Linked DNA regions of Homo sapiens: region 1 is linked to region 2. Evidence: chromatin loops called from intact Hi-C (ENCODE). Cell type or tissue: dorsolateral prefrontal cortex. All regions are shown on one strand. Each heading gives the region's core, and the rest is flanking DNA. Links, peaks and the distances in the headings are about the cores only. Region 1 has its middle 100 kb from the start of LINC01894. Region 2 holds the start of LOC105372031 (a long non-coding RNA gene).

Evidence for each region. Hi-C counts contacts between places; a loop is a spot of excess contacts. Peaks named below come from ENCODE experiments on the same cell type or tissue, not always from the same donor. Only the 100,000 strongest peaks of a DNase experiment are listed, where the experiment ranks them.
Region 1: a loop joins it to region 2, with 2.9 times the contacts of the local background. A loop is called at or near these places in 14 of 110 quality-filtered maps.

The regions. Positions count from the first base shown.
Region 1 is chr18:24,879,963-24,891,846 of GRCh38, reverse strand. No RefSeq gene overlaps it. Among named protein-coding and RNA genes, the nearest start is that of LINC01894, 100 kb to the left of the region's middle. In dorsolateral prefrontal cortex, for the core only: no CTCF peak of the experiment used is centred there; no DNase peak of the experiment used is centred there.
Region 2 is chr18:25,228,911-25,240,794 of GRCh38, reverse strand. The region is part of intron 3 of ZNF521 (zinc finger protein 521); the gene reads left to right. LOC105372031 (a long non-coding RNA gene) reads right to left here and starts at 6,765. Exons shown (of 4, transcript XR_001753378.3): 1 at 6,680-6,765. RefSeq lists enhancers at 9,734-9,853, 10,775-11,884. In dorsolateral prefrontal cortex, for the core only: CTCF peaks have their summits at 4,752 and 4,958; no DNase peak of the experiment used is centred there; H3K4me3 peaks cover 543 bases; H3K27ac peaks cover 692 bases.

The DNA.
Region 1 (11,884 bases), core at 4,347-9,346, 350 kb after region 2:
ATTCTGAAGGCACAGCTGAGACCCTGAGAAGCTGGGCAGGGATTTTGATAGTCTTGAGGCTCTGGGGAGTCTGAAATAGGGGTTCAAGCTCTGTCGAGAAGGAGGTGTCCTGGAAAACACCCCAGGATATTAGTTGGGACCCCAAGACCACACCAAAGAAGGAAAAGTGAACTGGAAATATAGGAGCCCTCACAGGGACCAAAGTTTCTTATCTCTCAATTCCTGGGACTTGCTAGCCCCTCAACCCAGCACCTGCCAGTAGCAATGGCAAACATTTAATCAAAAGTAACTGAGCGCTCACTTCTCTCTTGCTCTGTTACATCACGCATACTGGGGAAGTCAGCTGCATGTCAGAGAAATTGCAAGCCCTATGGAGAATCCATGTACGGAGAAACTGAGGCCTTGGCCTTCTACCAATGGCCAGAGGAGTGAACTAACTCCTGCAGCTTCAGTCAAGCCTTCAGGTGGTGAAATTCGGGCTGATACCGGAGTCCAAGCCCAAGGGAGAGCCTAACAAGAACCATCCAGCTAAACTGCACTTCAACTCTGCTCCTAACAGAAACTGTGAGATAATAAATGTTCATTGTTAAAATAAAAAACAACTGGACACACAACCAAAAATACTAGGCATATGAGGAGACAAGACTTGACCAACAACCAAGATTTTATCTTAAAGGCAATATAAACAAACCTGTAGGCAATAGAGTTTTTAGACATACATTTAAAAAGTAGCTATGCTTGTCTGGGAGCAGTGACTCATGCCTGTAATCCCAGCATTTTGGGAGGCTGAGGCGGGAGGATCACTTGAGGTCAGGAGTTTGAGACTAGCCTGGCCAAAATGGTGAAATCATGTGTCTACAAAAAATACAAAAATTAGCCGGGTGTGGTGGCGCATGCCTGCAGTCCCAGCTATTTGGGAGACTGAGGCTGGAGAATCACTTGAACCCGGGAGGTGGAGGTTACAGTGTGCGTGAGCCCAGATCACACCACTGCACTCCAGCCTGGCGACAGAATGAGACTCCGTCTCAAACAAAACAAAACAAACAAAAAAAGCTATGCTTAATTGTTCGAGGAATTATTACTATTTCACCCTAAGTTCAAGATCACCCAACTCAAATGGGCCATCAGTCCTGTCCAACAATCCATACACATGATTTGGTCAACTCAATCTCTTACTTTCTATGGCTGTACAAGTCATCTCTATGCTCTCTCATCCCCACTCCCTGCTCACCCTTCACTTTCGGCATATGACCTCACCCACTTCACAGAGAGCAGAGGCCGTCCAATAAGAATGCACTGGCTTCTGATCTACAAATCTACAAGTAAGCTTTGCTTCTCTCTTTTTATGATAGAGGAGCTGTTCATCCTCTTACCTAAAGTCAATTCTTTGTCCTGCACTTTACCCTTCATTCCCTCACATCTTCATAGAAACCTTACACTATCAATGATTCTTTTACTTTCATATATGCAGACTCTCTTTCTCAAGCAAACCTTTCCCATTGAACTTGTTAAATCATCTTAAGTCACATTTAAAAATACTTGCCAACTTCAGCCCTGCCTCTGTCTTCCTTCCCTTCACAGAAAACTTTCTAGAAGAATTTTCTTATGCTTACTGTGTCCTTCGAGTACCACTCAGTACCCAGCTGTCTCCAGCCAGAGGTCTGTCCCACGTCTTTAGGAAAATGGCTCTTGTTAAGGTCTCAGTGACTGAATTCCATGAACATTTTTCAGCTCACTTCTTCCCTGTCTTGGCGATGTTCCACAGTTAAGCACATCACCCTTCCTTAAGCATTCCCCCCTGGTTTATGTGGTATTCTCCTGATTTTCTTCTTATCTCTGTCATTTCTAGTTGTTATTCTCCTTTTCAGGCAGATTCTTCACTGTCTCATCATTAAATGTTGGAATTTTGTAGGTCTTGGTCTTTGACTCTAGTTTATGTAAACTTTTCCAGATAAGCTCATCCAAACGTACTGTTTTAATCGCCATGTATACGTAACTTATTCACTGACCGTGTATACATAACTTATCCAGCCCAGATCACCTTTTTCCTCTCAAGACCCATAAATTGAACTACCTACTGGATCTTTTCTTCTGTGTCTAAAAAGCCTGATATCAGACTCAACAGGTCCAAAACCAAACTCATCATCTTTCCTCCCAAATACGGTATTCTCCAAAGATTTCTTCTCTCAGTAAACGGCCCCCATCTATCTAGACGTACAAGCTAGAAACCTAGATGTCACCCTTGAAACTTCCTGTGCATCCCATCCTGCCTATGACTGAGTTGTTCTAAATATTGAGAAGAAATTTATCTTCTAAATATTTATCCAAGGTGGCTCCTTCTCTGACTTTATCACTACCACCCTAGTCCAAACCACCTCATCTGCCTGACCTCCTGCCAAGCTGACAGCTTTCACCTTGCTCTTAAGAAAAATCCAAACTTCTTACTTAATGTGGCCTTCACGGTTCTGCACGATTTGACCCCTACCTATCTCTCCAACCTCATCTCCAGTATCGCTTTATCTCCTTCTCAATCCACTGTGGACTCCTTTAATTCCATTGTTCTTGCCATACTCCTTTCCATCACAGGGCTTTTACATGGGGCTAGAATAGTATTTCCTGCCCCCTTCAACTAGTTAATAGCAAGTCATTCCTCAGATCCCTGCTTAATTGATTATTACTTCCTCAGAGAAGCCTTTGTTGATTTTCCTAATTAAATAAAATCTCTTTATTATCTGTTTTCATGAAATGTGTCCTCTGTGTCACTCTTTAGTGGCACTCAGTACAGTCTAATTGTGTATATATATGTATATACGTATGTATATAAGTACATATGTGTATACGTGTGTATGTATATATAGTAGTATATATATAATAGTATAGTAGTATTCTTATACTTGTCTGTTTGTGCTGACCACTATATATTCAGCATGTTTGTAGTATATAAATACTCAATAAATAATCATTGAATAAATGAATACACAAATGACTAATCAGATAAAGTAATATTATTATTCCAAAATGAGAAGATAGACTTCTCTGATAAGTAAGAAACATCCTAGAAGAATACAACACTTGTGGCTCTAGGTTGGCATTCCAGGTCACCAATTAATAATAAATTTCTTTTCCCTTCCTATGTTTGGAAACAGTTGCAAAGTCGACACAGGATAGAAATTGATGGAGATCAAAATATCAACTTAATTACTAATAAAGCTAAATCAGCGAGTAATGCTTGACTAATGGCCACAACTGGGTTTCCTAATACATCCCCTTGGATTTGAACTTGTCCATTCAAACTGCTGGCCTCACCTATGGAGAAGCAGATCAAGACTCATGAAACTTTTTACTGTGTGGATTGGCAGAGATGTTCATATCCAGTCATCAAATTGCCCCACCAGAAACAGAGAGGCCAAGAGATATGGTGGATGGAGTATGCCCAGAATTTTTTTTCCAAACATATCTATCAGGTAACTCACTCTTTCCATGAAAGTAAATGATTAAGGGCATAAAGAAAGGCCAGAAGTGTTATTTTGGCAGAAGCCCTCTGAAAAAACATGAGACCAAGGGAATGCTGGTTTCCCTAACAAATAGTAAAATAAATTAATGTGTAAGTATTAGTGAGTTTTTTTAGAGCTAAGAATTTGGTGTTTAAAAAAGTGAGTTCAAAATTTTTTTTAAATGCATTCATTCTACTACACTGTTTGTTTCCCCTTGCTCAGCTAACCTATTACCTAATAGATTCTTATGGTTATGATTTAATATTTTTAAGATTGTCATTGAAAAGGCTTATTTACATTGCCAATAGAGTATACCTAGATGTATATGCATATGATGTTAATTTCTTGAAGATTACTTTTTATAAAATATCACAGTATCTTCTCCTGTGTGGGTTCAAAGCATTTGATTAGATTTATAATGTTCATGCATTCTTCAAGGCTCTAGAAATATTAAGTTGGTAGTACAAGTTAGGAATGCTTTCAGCTGCAAGTAATAGAATATCTATCTAACAATGGCTTAAGTATTAAAGACACTTAATTATCTCACATGCAGGAAATTGAGAGGTGGTTGCATGTTGACATAGTGGTTCAACAAAGACTCTGAGCACCTAGGTTTTTCCTGTTTCTCTGTTTACCATGAGCAGTGTGTTGAATTTTCATTCTCAGCCTCATTGCCTCATAGTTGCAAAATGATTAGCATAGGCCCCAAACATCCAAATCACAACCAAAGCAGGTAGAGTGAAATATTCAGCATCAATAACATTCTCCTCAAACACTGTGCCCTTTATCAGGAAACAAAGCCCTTCCCAGAGACCTTTAGCATACTTACCATTACAACGTTGTGTGGCCACTCCTAGCTGCAAAAGAAGCTAGGAAATACTTATGAGTATTGCAATTAGCTTTTGCTTGAGATTAAACCACCCAGGTGGGGCATGCTGCTACACTGAATAAAGTCAGACTCCATCAGTAAGGAAGGGGACTGAATAGGCAATTAATAATGTCTGCCATCGTGTGTCTAACTCAAAAACTATCTCTGTAGTTACTCACAATACTATGACAAGCATCATCAATTAATCTGGGGCCAAGAAACAGGGAAAATTATATAGTGTAGTCCAGGAGATACAAGTAATAAGTTCATTCAGCATATGTTAAATCATCACTGGCCATGAAAATGTCCCAGGACAAGAAGGACTATAGAATATCTGTGAGTAAGAAAGAGAGATTGCTGAAGAAGATCAAGACTGGCCAGAGTAGTCTACAGTTCTACACTGTTGAAGAGAGTTTTCAACCATAGGTTGAATAGGAGAGCGGGAGAGGAAGGGAAAAGAACTCCAAGTGAAGAGATGTGCAGAGGAGCAAAAATAGAACTACGCACGGTGTATTCAGGGCAGAGGATCTGCTTAGTGGGAGGAATGAGCTCTCACTGGGGAATGAGGGGGAAAGAAGGGACTGAGAGTGGAGGATCAGAATGCCTGGCTGAACAGTCTAGGGTTTATTCATCAAGAAGAGAGGAGCCACAAAGTTTTATAAGCAAAGCAATGACATAAGGAAAGCAGCATTTTAGAAAGACTAATTCGGTGGTAGGGAGCAGAATAGATTAAAGGGGGAGAGATAAGGTGGGAGGCTATTGTGATGCCCATGGGGTGATGGAGGCTTCAATGAGAACATTATCACTGGCCATAAAAATGGGGTATAAGGGGTGGCTAGCAGAGATATTTTAACCTCCTTTCAGAATATAGCCCAATAGAACACAATAGAGGCAATAGTGAAAAACATAGGTCCTTACAAGCAGCCAAATATTCAATCACCACAGTCCCTATTTTGCATGGTAACCTGAAAAAAATTAATTTTAAATAATGAAGGGAACCATCAGGAGGTTTCACCAATAGTAATTTAAAAAATCTCAAATCATTGCTCTTCTAGTTAGTTACTCCTGGCCTGGTTTCACAGAAATGGGCTGCAGGCATTTCAGGAAATGAAAAGTTATTATTAGAAGAGCCAGGGCTCCTCTGACTTCACCATTCAGAGGATGTCTGTGTTTTCCACCCACAGGGAGGCATTTCTCATGAGGGTGGGAGGGAAGAAAAGACTTTACCTGGTCAGCCTTGGTGGATTCAGCAAGGATTCAAAGCACACGCCAAAGCTAGGAGACTCATACTTCTTGCTTTTCACCACTATTGCTGCCGCCCCTGAAAAGGCCTAAGAAAGTGCAGTTCAGACAGCCAAAGATTCTCAGGGTGGTTAATGCCCAAAGATGCAGCAGCAGGACCACCATTTCTGGAAAGCCTACTGCCCGCTAGGCATAGTCAGTTAGATGTTCTGTTACTTGCAGCCAAGAGCATTCCTAACCCAAGAACCTTTGCCCTCCTTCTCTTGCTGAATTCACCTCACGCCTCTGGGGAACCCTGGAGCCAAGAAGGCACTTCCCAGAAATATGTTGACTGGGTACATAAAAAAATTAGTTACAGGAGGCCTTGCTATCCCTGTTGCAGTGTATCAGGTAAATCATGAACTCATGAGCCAGACTCCTGCCTTCATCTCATCACTCTACTAATTACCCACTCAATGACCTGGAGTTTCTTTATGCTGGAGTCTTCTCATCTGTAAAATAATAATAGTTTATACTCTATAGGTATGTTTTAAGGATTCAATGAGATCATGACTATAAAATGCTTAGCTCAATGCCTCGCACAGGTTTGGAACCTAATAAATGTTAAGCACCATATTATTTACAGATGAGGAAACAGTAATCCAAAAAGCTCATGAATGGGCCCAAGGTTACATAGATAAATGCTGTGCATGCTTATTTTCATGGACACATCTCTTCCTAGTAGTATGTCAACAACTCAGCAAATATTTATTAAGTGACCATGAGGCACAGAGCTCTGAACTAAACATTTGGAATTTATGCTCAAGGATGGGTATAGTTCCTGCCTTAATGGAATTTACTGTCTGTCAAGGATGTTTAGTTTTTCATGGTCAGCCGGCTGCACACAAGGCTGGCCTTTCAGATAAAAGAGACAGCAGCCTCTGTGGTGCTGTTTGAAGGGTCTTAGGAAGGCCACAACAATGTACATCAATTGGCAGAGGGGATCAGCTCAACACAACAGCTTTGTATTGGTCTGCGTTTTATCTTCCTAGAGAATGGATTCATCCAAACAGACTCATATTTTTCCCTCTTCTTTTGCAATTTCTCTGCAAATAAAATAGTTCCTCCTTAAGGCTTTAATGCCTGAAATGTCTCAAGCTAGAGCCAGACCCATGAGTCTGGCTTCTTATTACCTAATAATCTTTTAAAATACAATTTTCCTGGGAAATAAAAGGGCTTCTGTCAATGACACGTATTTTTTATAAATAAATATGTGTATTCATATATATATATATGTATGTGTGTATATATGTGTGCATATGTGTATGTGCATAGAGATATATATTCTTTATGTCTACTGAATTTCCTTGAAGAAACAATGAGTTCCTCTCTTGGGCAGCTAAGAATGATTGATCCTTAGGCAAATTGAACGCTAACATGGAGCTAAAGGAAGAAGCAAGTGACAATCAGGGTGCCAACCTATGCTATGGGGTCCAGCTTGAACTCACCTTTCTTGCTGTGGAACTTAAGCCTTCTCCTGTCTCTACACCAACCTTCCTCTTTGCTTGACTGTTGCCTCCGTGCTCTGTCCCTGGGGCTATCCTCCACGAGAGCTGGATGGCAGAGTGGAACACAGTCTTCCCAGGAGCCCTCTGCCTTACAAACCCTAAAAACCAGCACAAGGCCCCTACATTTGAAAAGCTCTTCTCCAAACCACCCAGCAGAAACAAACAGGCAAATCAAACAGTCACCCTGTGGGGCCATTATAAAAGTCTCCTGTTTAAGGAGAGAATGTTAACGCTCACATTCTCTCTCCTAAAACTCTTATAGGCTAAGGATCTTAGCCTCTCCCTGTTTGGATTTCTAGAGGGTGAGCTTATCAAGTAAACCCTTCTGACTACCCCTTGAGCAAGGCCCATGTGCGTCCCTCTTGTTCGATGACCCCTCATTCAAGAAGCCAGTACAGACTGCAGTCAGGATGAAGGCAGTGCTGTTTTATGATCCTGGGGAAATTTGGCTTCTGAGTATCTGCAGAATAATGGAAGCTGAACAAGAGCCCACTGTTCTTCCTGAAGCAGGTGTCCCCTTGGGCATTTCTTCAACAAATACATAGGTAGGAAGGGCCACATCTTGATGGTCTGGCTCCAGAGCCCACACTCTTAACCCTGATAGTTAATTCACATTAAGTTCTCCATGGCTGGCAATGACTTTTAAAATACTTCCCCTCCCCAAAGAAATTGCATTTTTGAGCACGATTCTTTTTTTTTTTTTTTTTTTTTACAAAAAATCCTCTAATGATGATGGACTTTCTATAACATGGGCTAGTTTAAGTGAAACGTTTGTTTGTTTATTCCAAGAAAGTGGCGTGATTGGTGACATATTCTACAATGCAAAGACCAGCTCACATAGGTGAAATAAAATGCCGGCCAGGTGCCATCTAAGTGGATTTTACTAAAGGGCAGCCCACCAAACAGCCTGACTGGAGGAAACGAGGCACAGTTGAGAGATTGGAGAAGCACCTGTTCCCACCTTTGGGGAAGCAATCACCTGGTTGGATGCTGAAAAGTGATACATGCCAGCCCTTCCTGTCAATGGCGATGCCGTGGCTGGAAACATGCGCTTCCACTGAGCTTGGCTCCAGGTTGCCAAGAGCCTGCACCTGACAAGCAACCAGGGGGGAATCCTTCCGATACACAGCAAGAGCAAAAGAGAGAGTCTGCATTGAAAACCGGCCCTGGCCCAGCTGGTCCATTGAGAATAAGAATAAGAACCTGGTAAACTGCTTCTTCCTATAAAAGAAGAGACAAAGTTCTGGTCCTACAGGCTTCTCTGCAGGGTCCAAATGTGCCATACCACTCTAATTCTGCAATACCTCTGCATGCATTGGCTTTGCAGTCTAAAATTGCTTTTGAGAAAAATGGGCACAATAAAATAAGAATGTATGCCTTTAAGGAAGAGTCCCCCAGATAAGTATTGCTAAAGTCTCAGAGATATGACCCATAAAATATAGAGGGTATTTGTGCTGCGTCTAAGGTTCAACACTGATCATCACTAAAATGATCATCTCTAACAAGTCAACATGTGACATTAGCCAGAAGAAATGGTGGATGTTAAAAGAAACTTGAAAAATCCCAGGAAACAGCCACTTGATGAGCGAATAGTTTAATTTACAGTGTCACTCCCAGGAAATAGATAATAGTTTTATTAAAGTTGCAACAGTATAGCAATTTGCAATTCATTCTCGTTTCACATTAGACAACCCCCTCCTTTCAGCTAATGTTAATTATTATGAGTAAAATATGCAGTTACAACAATTTATTGAGCATTTACAGCGTGCAGGGCACTGTGCCATGAGCTTTAAAAGCATCCTGTGACTTAACTATCATAGTGAACACTTACATAGAACTTACTATGTGCCAGACATATTTCTATGCATTTTGTATTCATTAGCTTACTCCTCGTAAACCCCATGAGGTATTGCTTCTCCAAAACAAACACAACAACCATGAGGTAGGTATTATAATTTTCACTGTTTTACAGAGAAGGAAACTGAGCCATGGCAATGTTAAATAATTTGCCTGGGCCTATATATGTCTGATTAAGAGACAGAGCAAGAATTCAATTCCATGCAGTCTGTTCCAAAGTCCATGTTCTCAATCATTTCTTCATAATTGCACCTTCAAAATATGTCCATGAAATATATACTGCAATTACCCCCTTTTTTAATAAGTAAGAAAATTGAGGTCTAGAATGGTTCAGTCATTTCTCCAGTTGCACATCCAGGAAGTGGCAGAGTCTAGATTTCAACCGAGGCCTTTCTGGTGCCAAAGCCTAGAGGCCATAGGCCATCTTGGGTTAGTTGTGGTTCATTGGCTGTGAGTATATTATTATTTTTCCCACTCAAATATCAAGCCAATATATTTAAATGGCTATTGGGTGCTAGATATTATGTTTGGTGCTGAAGATCAAATGGTTCAGCCTTTCAAAGAGCTTACACTCTAGTGGTGGGGGTGCTGATGCTGAATTTGTTATTAAAATACATGAAGAAACTAAAAGGATGACCTTTTCCCCATGTTCTTTGTCATATGCAAAGACTCTCTTTGACTGGTGGCTTTAGCTATGGGTGTCAAAAAGAACATTGACTGTGTCCTTTCCTCACAAATCAGTCTCTGATGACAAATCAATCTTTTTGTCGCTGCTAATTATCAAGTTCTCTAAGCTATCTGTTGCATGTTGCTTGAGGCTATTGCCAATGAATCTCTGTGGTGGGCTGTCTTTCTTCTGCCCATCCTGATCAAGGGTTCTTCTGTAATTCCCCAACTCTGGCCTTTATGGTTATGGCTGCTGCCAGCCATTGAGTAGTGCTGAGTAAGGCATCACTTTAGAAGGGATTATATTCAAGAACTTCAACAATAGAATCAAGAGAAAATAACAAAACATCTAAAGAAAATAACTGTCTCATTGGTAGCCTCAAACATCACAGTCCTTCCTGAATCTACCTCTTATTGGCAGGTCTGATCTCTGATTACCTTATTTCTGTGTGTGTCTCAGTGTCCTCTCTCAGGGTACGTAGCAGTGGGGTCTTTCACTGGGTTGTTGTGACCATTATATAGGTAAAGCCATACAAAGCACACAAGACAGTGCCTGGATGGTTGATGCTCAATAGATGTGGCTGGTGCTATTGTTCTTTACTCACCTTGTTCTCCTTCTTCTTGTTACTATTATTATTACTTATTATTATACTTAAATACTGGTTCCTTTCAGTGTTTGCTAGGAGTTTGCTTTGTCTTCAGATTTAATAATACACCAGTGGTACTAAATCTTTCAAGCGGAATAAGAGCACGCTGGTCCCCTTCATTTTATTTTCATCAACTCTCAGCACATCTGAGCATATCTTTGTTAAAAACACTTTTCCAGGGTACATTGTGTGAGTAATCATTCAACTGAATAAGATGTTGATGATTCCTTACCACCTTGGTAGAGTAGGTGAACCTAGAAGGGCTCCCGAACTGCATTGGATTTGCTGGAAGTATGATCTTTAACAAAAGCGTAGAAAGAACTTCAAACTTGCCAAAAGGCAAAAGAATAAAATAAATGGCCCGCTTTCATTTACAGCTCTATAGTCACATGAATCTTTTGGAATCAGAAAAAAAAAAGTGGGCTGAAAATGTGTATTTTATTATCGTTGAGTATGTAGACACATTCTGGAAGTGATCAGAAAATGTTAGTCTTGCAGTAGCATCTATCAATCTCTGCTCAACTAAAGTTTGAGCAAGCATTTGACATTAGCTGCTCTATGGTTTTGAATTAGATGTTTGTCCTTGATCCTCTCATGAAAGTCTTTGTCTTTGGCCACCCTGTCTTTACTGAAAAGCCTCTGGTTCTTATTGACCTACATTAACTTTAGCTATTACTTCATCCCCCCAGTGACTCCAGGCTGTGTTCTAAACCACAAACCCATTGTTTCACATCATGAAAAATGTTCTCTACTATCACGACTTGTGGTAGGAGAGAGGCATTAATATCTTCTTGATATGATAACACCTGATAAAGATGCCATTAGTATGTATCAATACTAGAAACGTAGAGACTGCATGATGGTTGTGGCTCTTTTGTTTTCTAAATTAATTGGTTAACATAAAAGACTACACTATTGGACCCTAAATCAAATGAGGTATCTCTAGGAGGTTAGTTACAGCACAGCTTCTGGTAGCAGGAAGCCTGAAGAGAAATAATTGACAAAACTCTAGGAGGTCAGAATGAGCCTAGATGAATGCAATACAACAAAGGGGCAAAGAAAGAAGAAGAAGGAGGAGGAAGAGGAGAAGAAGACCGACTGTATCACTTATCTATAGCTTAGTACAAATTACTTAATGACTTAAAACACAGGTGAGGCTAGTGACCCTGCATGTCCATCACCTTGAGAATGATTGATTCCTTAAATTTGTACCCTAGGTACCTGGCTTACTTCACCCTAGTCCTGGATCTCTAAAACAAGAAAAACATCTTTATAATCTCTCACAGTTTCAGGGGGTCAGGGACTTGGGAACAGCTCAACTGGATGGTTTTAGCTCAGAGTCTCTCATGAAGTTGCAGTCAAGATGTCAGATGGAACTATGGTCATCTGAAGGCTTGACTGGGGCTGAAGGACCACTTTCAAGATGGCTCATTCACATGGCTGAAAAGTCGGTGATAGCTGTTGGCAGGAGGCATCAGTTCCTCTCACATGGACCTCTCCATATGCTGCTGGGGTGTCTTTATGTCATGGCAGCTGACTTCCCGCAGAATGAGTGAACCGAGA
Region 2 (11,884 bases), core at 3,042-8,041:
GGTAGTGGTTGTGAACCCAGCCTGTACCCTCTATGGGTCTTAACTCTCAGAGAGTCTGATTTAATTGGCCTGAGGATGGATCCAGTATGTAATTTTAAAGGCTCTTTGGACGATTCCAATGTGTACTCAGAATCAAGGGCTATCATTGCTGAGTTTGTAACAGAAGATCAAGCTCTTCAACACTCAGGCTCTCTAGCAGATTGTGTGATGATTTAATAGGTTTGAATAATAGTGTCTGTGTTGCTGTTACAGAAGATGCGTGCTGCGTATGCTTCTGACAGCCCTCTCGTGTTTATGTCAGTGTCGTGGGCAAGCATTCAGGCATATCTGGGGAGAAGTTCCTTGTCTCTTGACTACTGTTCCCCACTTTCCCTTACTCTCCTTTAGTTTCTGGGTTTTGTTGTTGTTTTTGTTGTTGTTGTTTTTCCTTATAGATGTTTGAAGCTACCACTTCCTGTGAGATCATGGATAAGTCACCTAAGAGTGGGGAGGAGTCTGATAAAGGCAGAAGTGCCTCATGTGACGTCAGTGTCCAACAGTGACCAGCAACTTTGTCCCTAGTCTTCTTACTCTGATGGGGGAGATGGGATGTTCTGTATGCATGGAAATTTGAGGGGCACTTCTGATGCCACTTAGGACTAATAAAGGTGAGGCAGTCCAGAGTATTTCAAAACGGAGTGCAGAAGAGGTTAACTGATTTTCTTTTGACTTACACTATCATTTGTCTTTAACAGCCCTGAACGACAATAGAGTGCACTGCTTCTGATAAGTATGGGTTCTCCTCAGCCTGAAGAGATGTGTGTGATAAGATAAGATGGCTTGAAAAAAAAGAGAGCTTGAGGGAAAGGGACAGGAGGAGAGGGAGAGAGAAAATATGTTAACTGCTTTGACTGCAAAATACCCCCTGGTAGCCAGAGATAAGACACCTTGAGCTACTTGGAAGACCTTAAACAGGATGTAAATGAAGCCAATAAAAATCACTTGAGATCAAGCCCTCCTTCTCCTCCCCCCTCCTATTTCCAGCTCTGACAACAGAAGGCTTCATTTACTGTATGGCATACCACACTTACATTCTGAACCCCGGAAGTTGCAAGAGACTGTAGCCTGTTCAAAGAACAAAGAATTTCTAGAGAGGTCCAAACTTGAGGCATTTAATCAGCAATTCTAGCATCGCCTCCCTGAGTGGAAAAAGAAAGTATTGCTGAATATAGGAAGCTCCCTTCCTCTTTTCTCACTTCTTACTCCAGATATTCATTTGCTTTGTAGTTTTGTGACAACCTTCTTTCTATGTTGAAATGGTTGGCAGGATGAGCTACCTTTGATAGTGTATTAATATTTCCCATCTAGCTAACGCAGCTTGAAAGTAATCATCAACAAAAGTTTAGCAGACAGACTTTTTCATGTACACACTTGAAACACGGCTGTCTACTCAGAACTATGTTTCCTAAGCATGTAATACCAGGCTTTATGTACTTGGAACTGTATAACTCTTTAAAATGGTCACTCTTTTTCTGGAAATGTACAAGCTGCTGCCAACGCTCTTACAGAGAGGAAGTTACTTGCAGGAGCTAATTGAGTATTTCACTGAAAAGATTTGAAATATGGAGTCCTACTCAAAGTGGGAGGGGGGCTGTTAAAGGATAGGAGGGCAAAGAATATAGTGATCTAATTTTCTTTCTGTAAAAGCTGCTTCTTGGAAGAACTGGGATTCAATTTGGTCTTTGAATAAGGGCGAGAAAGCCCTCCATCAATGATGTTCCATTACAGAGGAGCAAACACGGGAAAGGCACAGCTGAGTGCAGCAAACTTCAAGCAAGGACTTAGGTGATTCAGGGGAAAGAAAAGATTCTAAGGTGATTCTCAAGCTTGGGAATGCAGGTGAAGACTCAGGAAACTTGCTAAAAAAGGGAGATTTCTGGGCCCCATCCTCAGAAGTTCAGTCAGGAGGCGTGGGGTGGAGTCCAGGTGTCTGCATTTTAAACAGGCAGTTCAAGCAGTTGGTCTGCTAGTGATTGGTGGATTAGACTAAGAAATGCTGCCCTGTGTCATCTGGCTGTGGTAGAGGGTCAGCCTTTGGTTTTGTTGTGTACAGCCAGGATAGCTGGAATGATAATTGAAGAAGGGTAGCTTAAGGGATAGGTGAGAAGGATCCTTCATTTGAATCAGTGGCAGGGAATATGTCCCTACAGGCAAGGGTGTGAGAGGAAAGTAAAGCTGGCCACAGTGCCAGTTTGACTGTGTCTTTTTTTCTGCTTTGCTTTGTCAATACCTGATCCGACCATACCACCCTGCTCAAAGCAGAGGATGGAAGAACAGGAGAGAGGCAAACAGACCCACTGTTAAGGAGATGTGTATATATAGGATTTTTCTGGTCAATAGCCAGCAGTGAAATCAAATTAAGAAATTGGCTGTCATGACTTGTTAACAGAGAGTTATAGGTTTGTAGAGTTGTTAGGCAATTTTTGTCTTCTTCTGTATATGTGTGAATACATACATCAGTTAGCATGAATTGGTTTAGTAATATGAAAAACAATGAATTTTTTTTAAAAGAGAAACACTATTAAACACCACTTTAGGTTTATTCATTTACCCATAAAAACTCAGCATTTGAGTTATTGTTGTTGTTGTTTTAGTGGAGGAGAGTTTGGGAAGGATGGACTTTGAGGGTTTTCTAATACGTAGAGCCAAGGTGCTTGCCTCGGCACTGGAGATTTGGATGTGGGTTTCAGTGCCACTGTCAACTACTATTGTTAGTACAAGATTATAACATGTTACTCATCCTCGTTGACCTATTTGTTCATCTGTAAAATTAGCACTTTTTTTCCCCTAAAGGCCCACATTTCTCACAGGTCTTAAATCTTATGTTTCATATATATACATGAAAAGTTAGGAATGACAGCCTTGACTTTCTTTTCTCTGTGTAGGCTTCAATCACATTCACTCATTTTCTTTCCTTTGAGCCCTAAAGTCAGACCCAGAGGTATGCACAATCCATGCCAAACAACAGGCCATCTTAAGAGAAAAGAGCAGAGCTCAGATGTGGGAGGAAGCTTTGTAAAGATTTCAGAGAACAGCCCTTTGGTACAGACAGTATTGAGTCAGTGAAGATTCTAAAACTGTGCTGGTAGGTTTTATATCTTTGAATATTAGCAATGTGTCTCATTACTGTGGCCACACTACCTTGGATTCTTTTCTTATACATTATTTTGTTATTTTTAAAGTATCTTGGATGGAGGCAAAGTAAGATGCTAGTATGTGGAGGTATCATGGGGTTTTTGAGGCCTGATTTTGTCACAGGTGTTGGAATATTTGCCAAGATGTATCATCTCAGATAATATGTGTTATTTATATATAGACACATATATATAATTTAATAAAAATATGATTATAGATATTAATCAGTAGAAAGTAGCGTCATAAAGTCTTCCCTTAGAGACATATTTCATTAAGACATGATTGTACAGATATTTAGTCCTATTAAGTGTCAAATTACTACGATTAGCACTTTTGTAATGAGAGTTACCTAAAATATTTGAAAAACTACTTTGGCATAAATCACTTAGTCTATTCTGAACATTTAGTCAACTGTGGATAAAAGCATGCAAGCGTACACATACCGTGTGCCACAATTTTAACTGTACTGGTTCCCATAAATAAATTACCAGGGCTGTTACCAAGAAAAAAATAATGAAATGAACTGGCTTGGATGTTATCATCATATTCATTCTAAGGTAGAGATTCTAGGGAAGAGAAAAATCAAACCAAAAGTGAAAAATAAAACATAAAGGGCAAAGAGGGTAACTGGAAAGTCCTCAAATTGATAATTCGCCTTATTTTCAGAATGCCTCTTTTATATTTTGCTGAATTAGCAAAATTATAAATTTAAAAACTCTATAAATACATGTACTTAATATCATAAGACCTGTGTAGAGATACTTTGTCATACCCTAACTAAAGATGATTTTAAGAAAATAGCTTTGGCTTTCCAGTTTATATAGTACTTTTATAAACATTATCTCATTTGAGATAAAGGATTGTCTTATATCATTTGGGTTACTTGGAATCCAATCTCATTTTTCCATTTCAGTTTTACCATGTAAGTGTTAATGTGAAAGGTAATAATTCTGTTGAAACACTATAAAAATTCTATTGTATAAGGCATATTAGTGATTGGCCCTACTGTAGAGTCTTTCTTATGCATGAAGTCTCAAGATAGTCCAACATCCCTGAAATGCCTTTTTAATTTTTTTTTTTTTTTTGAGATGGAGTCTCACTGTGTCACCCAGGCTGGACTGCAGTGGCGTGATCTCGGCTCACTGCAACCTCTGCCTCCCGGGTTCAGGCAATTCTCCTGCCTCAGCCTCTTGAGTAGCTGGTACTACAGACGCATGCCACCACGCCCGGCTAATTTTTTGTATTTTAGTAGAGACGGGGTTTCACCATGTTATCCAGGCTGATCTCGAACTCCTGGGCTCAGGCAGTCTGCCCGCCTCAGCCTCCCAAAGTGCTGGGATTACAGGCGTGAGCCACCGCGCCCAGCCCCTCATCTCTGAATTCCTTAATACCACTGTAGCATATAATTTCCTCATTAAATGCATAAAACTGAGGAGCAGACAACAGATACTACTTTGAGTTGCAGCTGCTGGGTGGTTGGCTGGGTGTACTCACTAGCGATCTCAGTGGCTTTTTCACCCTATGAAAACAGCCTGACAACCTGTGTGAGTCAGTCTGTGCTTTAACAAAATTCAAAATGATTATTTGCCACAGACCTTAACAATTCCTATCATTTGTTAGACACATGTATGTCCAAATCAAGAACTGGTACTGAGGTCAGTTGTAATACAAAGGCATATGGATAATTGTAGTAATAGTTCCCCCCTAATCTTTGTAACAGCTTTTTCTACATTAGCAAACCATATTTATCACTTTACTGCACAATGAACCCACAGGGGGTGCTAATTGTTCATTAATTAAATTTTAGCCTTTCAGCACTTTTGTATTCTCTAGTGGCCTTGTCTGCAGTGAAGTATACAGTGTGGCCTTTTCAGGCTGCCGAAAATTCATGTTGGCGTTACTACTGCCATGGTTATAATACAGGTGAAATTCGGCTCCAATAAATACCATTTCAGGACTGTTATAATTCCTGGTGACTGAAAGTTTTCCGGCCTTGGACCAAAGCCTACATGTTGGAAAAATAGTCAGTAAAGTCTAGTTTAACAAGACAAAACATTCTGTTAGACCAGATGCTGCTTTGAAATAGAATTTGATTTCGTTTTTTGAAAATTCTGGTGGTTTATGGCAGTTCTTCCAAAACCATTAACGTGGTGAAATGAAGTTTCTAAGATCCGTCATTCCCTAACGAAGCCATTTCCGAACTTAGTTTTCTCAGTGGAAGAATCCCCTTTACCTTCTGCTTCCCCAGTGAAGAAGTTAATTTAAAATCACTAATGATTAACTTGGTAGCATTGAGAAATTTACTGAGTATTTTTAAAAAGTGTAGGTCATCCTTCAAAGCTCAGTACGTATATTTCACACTGGTGCAAAGGATTTTGAAGTGAAATAGAATTGGCCTCAAGGACTTTCTAACTAAGCCAAATAGTCACTTATAGAGTGGTGCTGGCACTATGGAATGTGGCTCCTGGACTTTGAATGCAGGCCCTTTCGTTGTGTGGACTTTACAACACTCATGAATTAATCACAACTGGCCAGTGTGTGTAGCTATTAACCAATGAACTGCTACACATTGATTTTCAAGATATCTGTGAGTAGCATTCAGAAGAGTTTTTTTGGAATATTTTTGTTTGTTTATTTTTATTTATTAAGACTGTTATTTAACAAGAATAATAATATTGTTAATAAATTAATCCATATTAATTTTATAATGATAATATTGTCTATCAAATTGTTATTTAAATAATATTGTTAAATAGTAGTTCTTTATTTTTGTTTATTTTTATTTATAAACAGAAATGCCCTTTAAGTCATTAAAAATTTTTAGAATCTCAATATGAAAACTGCAACAACTAAATTATCGTTAATTTTGATTCCTTTCTGCTGTTCTCACATTTATGAGTTATCATTTACCACTTATCACTTATAGGTAACTTTGGCTTTCATAGCAGTAGTAATAATGTAATACATTTTTAGATTTTAGCAGTACAGAAAACTCCTTCATATAAGGTCATGTTTGAGTCTTATAATACCTCATATGTTGAGGCAGGCCGAAATTTTTCTGATATTATAGACAAGGAAATCAAAACTTCAAAAAAAAAGTAGTTTCTAAAGTTCACAAGCCAATATTAGACCTGAACACATAGTAGGTGCTTAATAAAAGTTGATTAAATCAATGGATTAAAGCAATGAAAAACTGCTTTAAATTCTTTGTGGTATGAGGTCATATATAAACACAAGAGCACATAGTAACTAATAAATGCCTTCTAACTCAAAATAGTAGAGAATAAAAAGAATACAGACTCAGGAAATCCACTCTGGTGACGTCTGTCATTATTCAAGAAAAGATCAACATGTTAAACGGTTTAGAACACCCTCAGTCACGGCACTGTAAACAGATGTGTAATACACAGTTGCCAATTATTGAACGCCAAGAGGTGGGTGCTTATCATTAGTTATATATATTTTTAAGTGAGCCAAAAGATAGAAAAAGAAAAGCAATTCTCACCCCCCACATAATTGGAAACCACTTTTCCTTCTGTCTGGCTTCAGAAACACAATGTCTTGATTTCCGTGCGAGAGAGGATGACTGTTCTTTAACTGGTTTCACGTCAGCTTTTTCCTCTGATTTGAGAGGTGGAGTTAAGTGTGAACTGCTTAAGAATGCACTGTTTTCTATTTAATTTGGCTGCGGAAGATGGAATTCATTGAGCTCCGTCTGTTCAAATGAACTTTAAGCAACAGCAAGCAAAACATTTATACTTCTCCCTGCACATGCAATCGAAATGTGTCTGGTGAAAGAATGGATGAAAAGCCCAGGATTACCTAAGGAGAGCCATGGAGATGTGATAACAACTCCTTATCTCTTTGTTGGCTCATCTGAAGTGTTAAAGTGTTGTTGGGGGAAAGCGAGCCTCTTTTTTACTAGGGAGTATTGAAGGCAAAAAAAAAAAAAAAAAAACCTCTGAGCTTGAGCTCTGATATCTGGAATTCATCTTAAGACTGTTAAAAAATGTGCACCACCAACTCCCGCTCTTCACAGCTGCTGTTATTAATGGGTGACCACCCTTCTTCCTCATAACCTAACTGTTAATTCATTTAATTGGTCCTTCTAGAACAGTTCAAAATATTACAGAATTTAAAAGCATCTGTGAATTATAAATAATTTTAAAGTTCACATTTCTCATTTGAACACCCAGTAAAGGGTATTCGTTTTCAAGTAGTTAAATAAGTTATATGACAAAGGAGTGAATTTAATGTGGAGCTGTTGATTTTTTTTTTTTAAAAAGAAGCATGATAGCTATTAAAGTTACAGCTTTTCTAAAACTGTTGACATTTCTATGGAGAATGAAGGGAAGCAATTGTGTAATAATGTATAATAGTTTTTTTTTAGCATGACCTTATCTTTTAGCAATTTAAATCATTGCTTTAAAAATGTATTTTGTAATTTGGTTAGAAGATTTTAAATATGATGGTGTAAAATTGTTACTGTGTTGGCATTGAAGTAACATGTCAAGTACCCTTGTTACCTGTGTCTATTAAACATGCATTTCAAAATATTGTCCTCTTTAAGTAGAGCCCGACTTCTCTTAGTGTTTGTGCACACCTGTGTATCTCCCCCAGGAGTTTCAGCTTATGTTAAAGTGTCTCAGGTAGCTAATGACTGAAAAAGTACTGTGAATTCTATTTAGTAAGAAATTTCAGAACTGCTCCTATAGCCTGCTGGCAGAAGTAAACAATTATGTAAGGCAAGTGGGGGGAAACCTGAAATTTTGTTGGTCTCAAGTCTTACCCTATTGTTTGAGCCTCAAAAAAAAATTTACTGAATCAACTTACCATGTTGCTAAATAATGCAATGATTGTATTGCTCGTGTTTTAAGGAGAAGAGAGGTATAAACCGCATTCTTGGCCTCAGAATTCCATAGAAAAACACTTGTGCCAAGGTTACCTGCCTGTAAAGACCCAAGATTATATCCCATGTTTGATAATTTAATGTTTGGAACATAGTAAGCACAGATTTATGGTCTATTAACATTTAGGTATCACCAGCTATTTATCTTTTATTTTCTTGCTAGCTGCGTATACAACTGTGAAAGCTTAAGGCACTGTAGATTGCCATTGGGTCAGTCCTTAAAATTAATATTCCTGAGATTGCATTAAAGGAAAGAAAATATTAAAATATGTTTATGCTATATTCATAGAAGCTTACACATGGAAACAGAAATACATGCAACACATATAAATCTTTTTGTTTACATATGCAGCTTTTCTTCCAGCCATGATAAGGTGCCCTAGAAACATTCACTAGTCTTTGTAACACCCCAGAGGGTAAGTAGCAAGAATTCTTATCTTCATATTGCAGGTGAAATACCTAGGTAGGGGCAGATTAAATGACTTAGCCAGGTCACTCTCTAAGTCAGTTATGAAGCTAGAAATAAAACTCCAGGATCTTGACTTTTGGTTCCTACACAAGTATCAGACCCATCAGTATTTGTGCTTCTTCTCCTCACTTGAAAAGTAACCATTGATGTAAATCCTGTCCCTGTTAAGGAAATCTTGCTGTGTGGCACTAGCACACATGATACTGAGTCCCCGATGGGCAGTTAAGAGGGTACTCTGCTGTTGCAGTGAACAAGCTCAGGTAGCAAAAGGATATTGTTAAGCCAGTTTCTTGCAGACCAGGCCCTATGAAGAACATTATCAGAAGTTTCCATAACTTCAGAGAAAGTATTTTCATCTACTTTCTTACATTAGTTTCTCTTGAATAATTTCAGATTGCCCCTAGTGTTGGAATCAATCTTCTGAAAGGCTTGGTCCCTGTCCTCAGGAAGTGTATGTCCTACACAAATTAAGACCCGCTTAATCATAAACAAAGTAAGCATTAACATTAGTCTAGCCCTTCTGCACATATTCTCTTCCTCTCTCTTTGATCTTATTTTCTAATTTCTGGCTAATTTGATTAGTCTTGAACACCAGCGAGTGGCCAGAACCCTCAGCATTTCTCTTCCACAATGGCAGGCTGTAAACAGACTCTCAGACCCTCATTTGCGTGCTTGTCTGTCCATCAGCAGGAGCTAGGATCAAATCACGTCCAGTCTCTGCTTCCTCCTCCCCAGGTTGGCACACGAGGGGCTGATGGCTCACGTCACAAAGGTACTCTGTGTTCTGTTGCCTTTTTTCTGTGGAATAACTCCTTCTGGTATGACTTCACTTTTCTGTTAGTGAGCACTTTCCCCCATAAATATGCCTGAACAGGTGTTACTCTGCTGCTAACTGAGTTTCCAGCTGTCCTCCTCCAACACAGACCCAGCAAAATCTGTTGTTTCGTCCTTTTAGGCAGACTAGAGAAGCGCCTAGCCTGAGATGGAGGTCTTCCTTGCAGGATATGGCCGTTCTGCTGCCAGAAGATGGTCCGGAAAGCCTGGCTGGCTAACAAAGACAGGCCTTCAGCGGCTGGGTGTAGTTCCAGTTCTGCATCCCCTTTGGCAGAAACACAGAGGCTGCTGCAGTGTGGCCAGCCAGCGAAATTAGGAAATAAGGACCTCTTTTATTTACTCAGGCTGCTGAATCATGGGCATTCCTGTCTGCTTGGAGAAAAGTCAGGCGGCTCTACTTTCCACTGAAAGTCTCAGGAGTGTTGGAGACTTTCATCTCGGAGTGTTCACACACTTGTTTTAATGTGCTTTATGGAAATGGTGAAACTCAGCAAGTACAGTTGCTGTAGAAAAACATCTGCACTAACCATGCACACACATTTGCATCTTTAAATAGACTTTTTAGGCCACAGAGCTGGTTTCTAGCAAAGCTTTTTCGGCAGTAAGAGCTACAGCTCTCGGAGAGTCAGCTCAAGTGAAGAGACTGGTTTCAAAAATTAAAATTTAACATGGACATGTTAAGTACTTCACATTGAAATGCAGAAAACTTGCCATCACCCAGAAAGACAGTCCCTGTAAGTAGCACTTAGTGCCAAAGGGAAAAAAAGTTAAAGTTGATTCAGGAACCTGAGTTGAAAGAATCTTCTACAGTTTCTTCCACGTGTAAAAAGAAATTGACATCGTTTAAACCTATATTCACCATTTAAGCTTAGTTTGCACTGTGGCTGCCAAAAAGCCTAAGTTAATGGGGATGGATAACTCTCAAAGTCTTAGGTAGACCTCAGAGTATGTTGGCGGGGAGACCATCACCACAAAAGTCTTGGAGGAGTCTGATACCTGAAGAGTGTGGACCAACCCGCTTGGAGTAGTGAGTCCCTGTGTGTTCTTTGGAGAACACAATCCATTTACAGTACTGGCAAATGAGAGTTTTTACATTTTATATTTTAAAACAGAAATCAGCCTTTCAGGGATGCTTTATTTATTTTTCTATAAGTATTATTCCTTGCTCAAACTATTTACTTCTGCTCAATCCCCACGCCTTATGACTTCTAGAGGGGGTGTTGTGTAATTTCCTTTACAAAGACAAGTAATGGGGACTGGAGAGAAGAAAGAAAAGGTTTCTGCTCTCTTGAATCCTGGTTAAAACCTTGATCCTAACCTTCAGCTCACTTGACGTGTCACTGAAATTTACAAGCTTAAGAGAACAGTTATATAATAGATATAGTCAGGCATGGACCACAGACAAGAACCTGAATTAAGCCTGGTGTTAGGGATTGCATAATTTTTATAATGGTCCATTGCTCTATAATTCTTTATGTATTTGTAAAAAATATATCATACCTGGACACAATCTGCAATTTAATTATAAATTCACTTGCTCAATTTTCAAGCTCAATAGTTACATCCTTCTAGGCTGGATGCATTACAAATTCTGATTCACTGTTTTCCCCAAATGTATAAATGAGAAGATGTGTTTGAAAATATTTTTTAAATGAAATAGCAGGATTTAAGCCTAAAAGATAAATGTGAAATGTGGTAGATTTTACCTAGAATGTTGAGTACATTTAATAGATGGCCTTTTTTTTCAATTAGGGTAAATATTTGAAACCTTGATTTGTTTCAGGTATATTAGCTTTAGGTGACAACACTTTTTTAAGGGGAAAACTAGATCATTATTGAGTTTTTTTGCTTTTAGTTAAATTTTTTTTTTTGTATGTTGAGTGGTGAGTTGAGTTTATCTGCATATGTTCCTGGTGTATTCACTTTAAGTATAAATCACATCCACATCCATCAGACCCTTTCTTATGCTGGAAACATGTTGGGTTATAGAGTCCTATAAATGAGGATGCAAAATCATGCGGTTTTCAACTTGTATGGCGAAGCTTTGTTGCAGTGGGCAAGGATCCAGGAATGGTGTTTGGTTGTTTTCTCAGAGTGAGAGGGTTGCCATCTGGCATTGATAGTGAGATGGTGTTGTCATCAGTTTCTAGATGCAGGAAAGGAATGATCCTCATCTGTTTCCTGTGGATAAGGAAGAGGCTGACAATCTAGTAAAATCTTGTTACCTTAAAGAAAGCAGACATGGAATTCGTTTACATAATGCTCACCAGTTTCTACTTTTATATTAATCATTTAGCTTGCTAGTGAACTTCAGCTTTGAAGAATTTAAAAACTTATTTGAACATACTCTAATTGAATACCATTAGAATATTCTAATAATGCTCTAACTGAGCCTCTTATTCTAACTGAAACACTATCCCCACCAGCTCCACTCCATGGTCTTTACTTGTGTGTTTTTTTGAAAAATCGTGCTCCTTTGGAGAGTGGAAAGCTTTTAA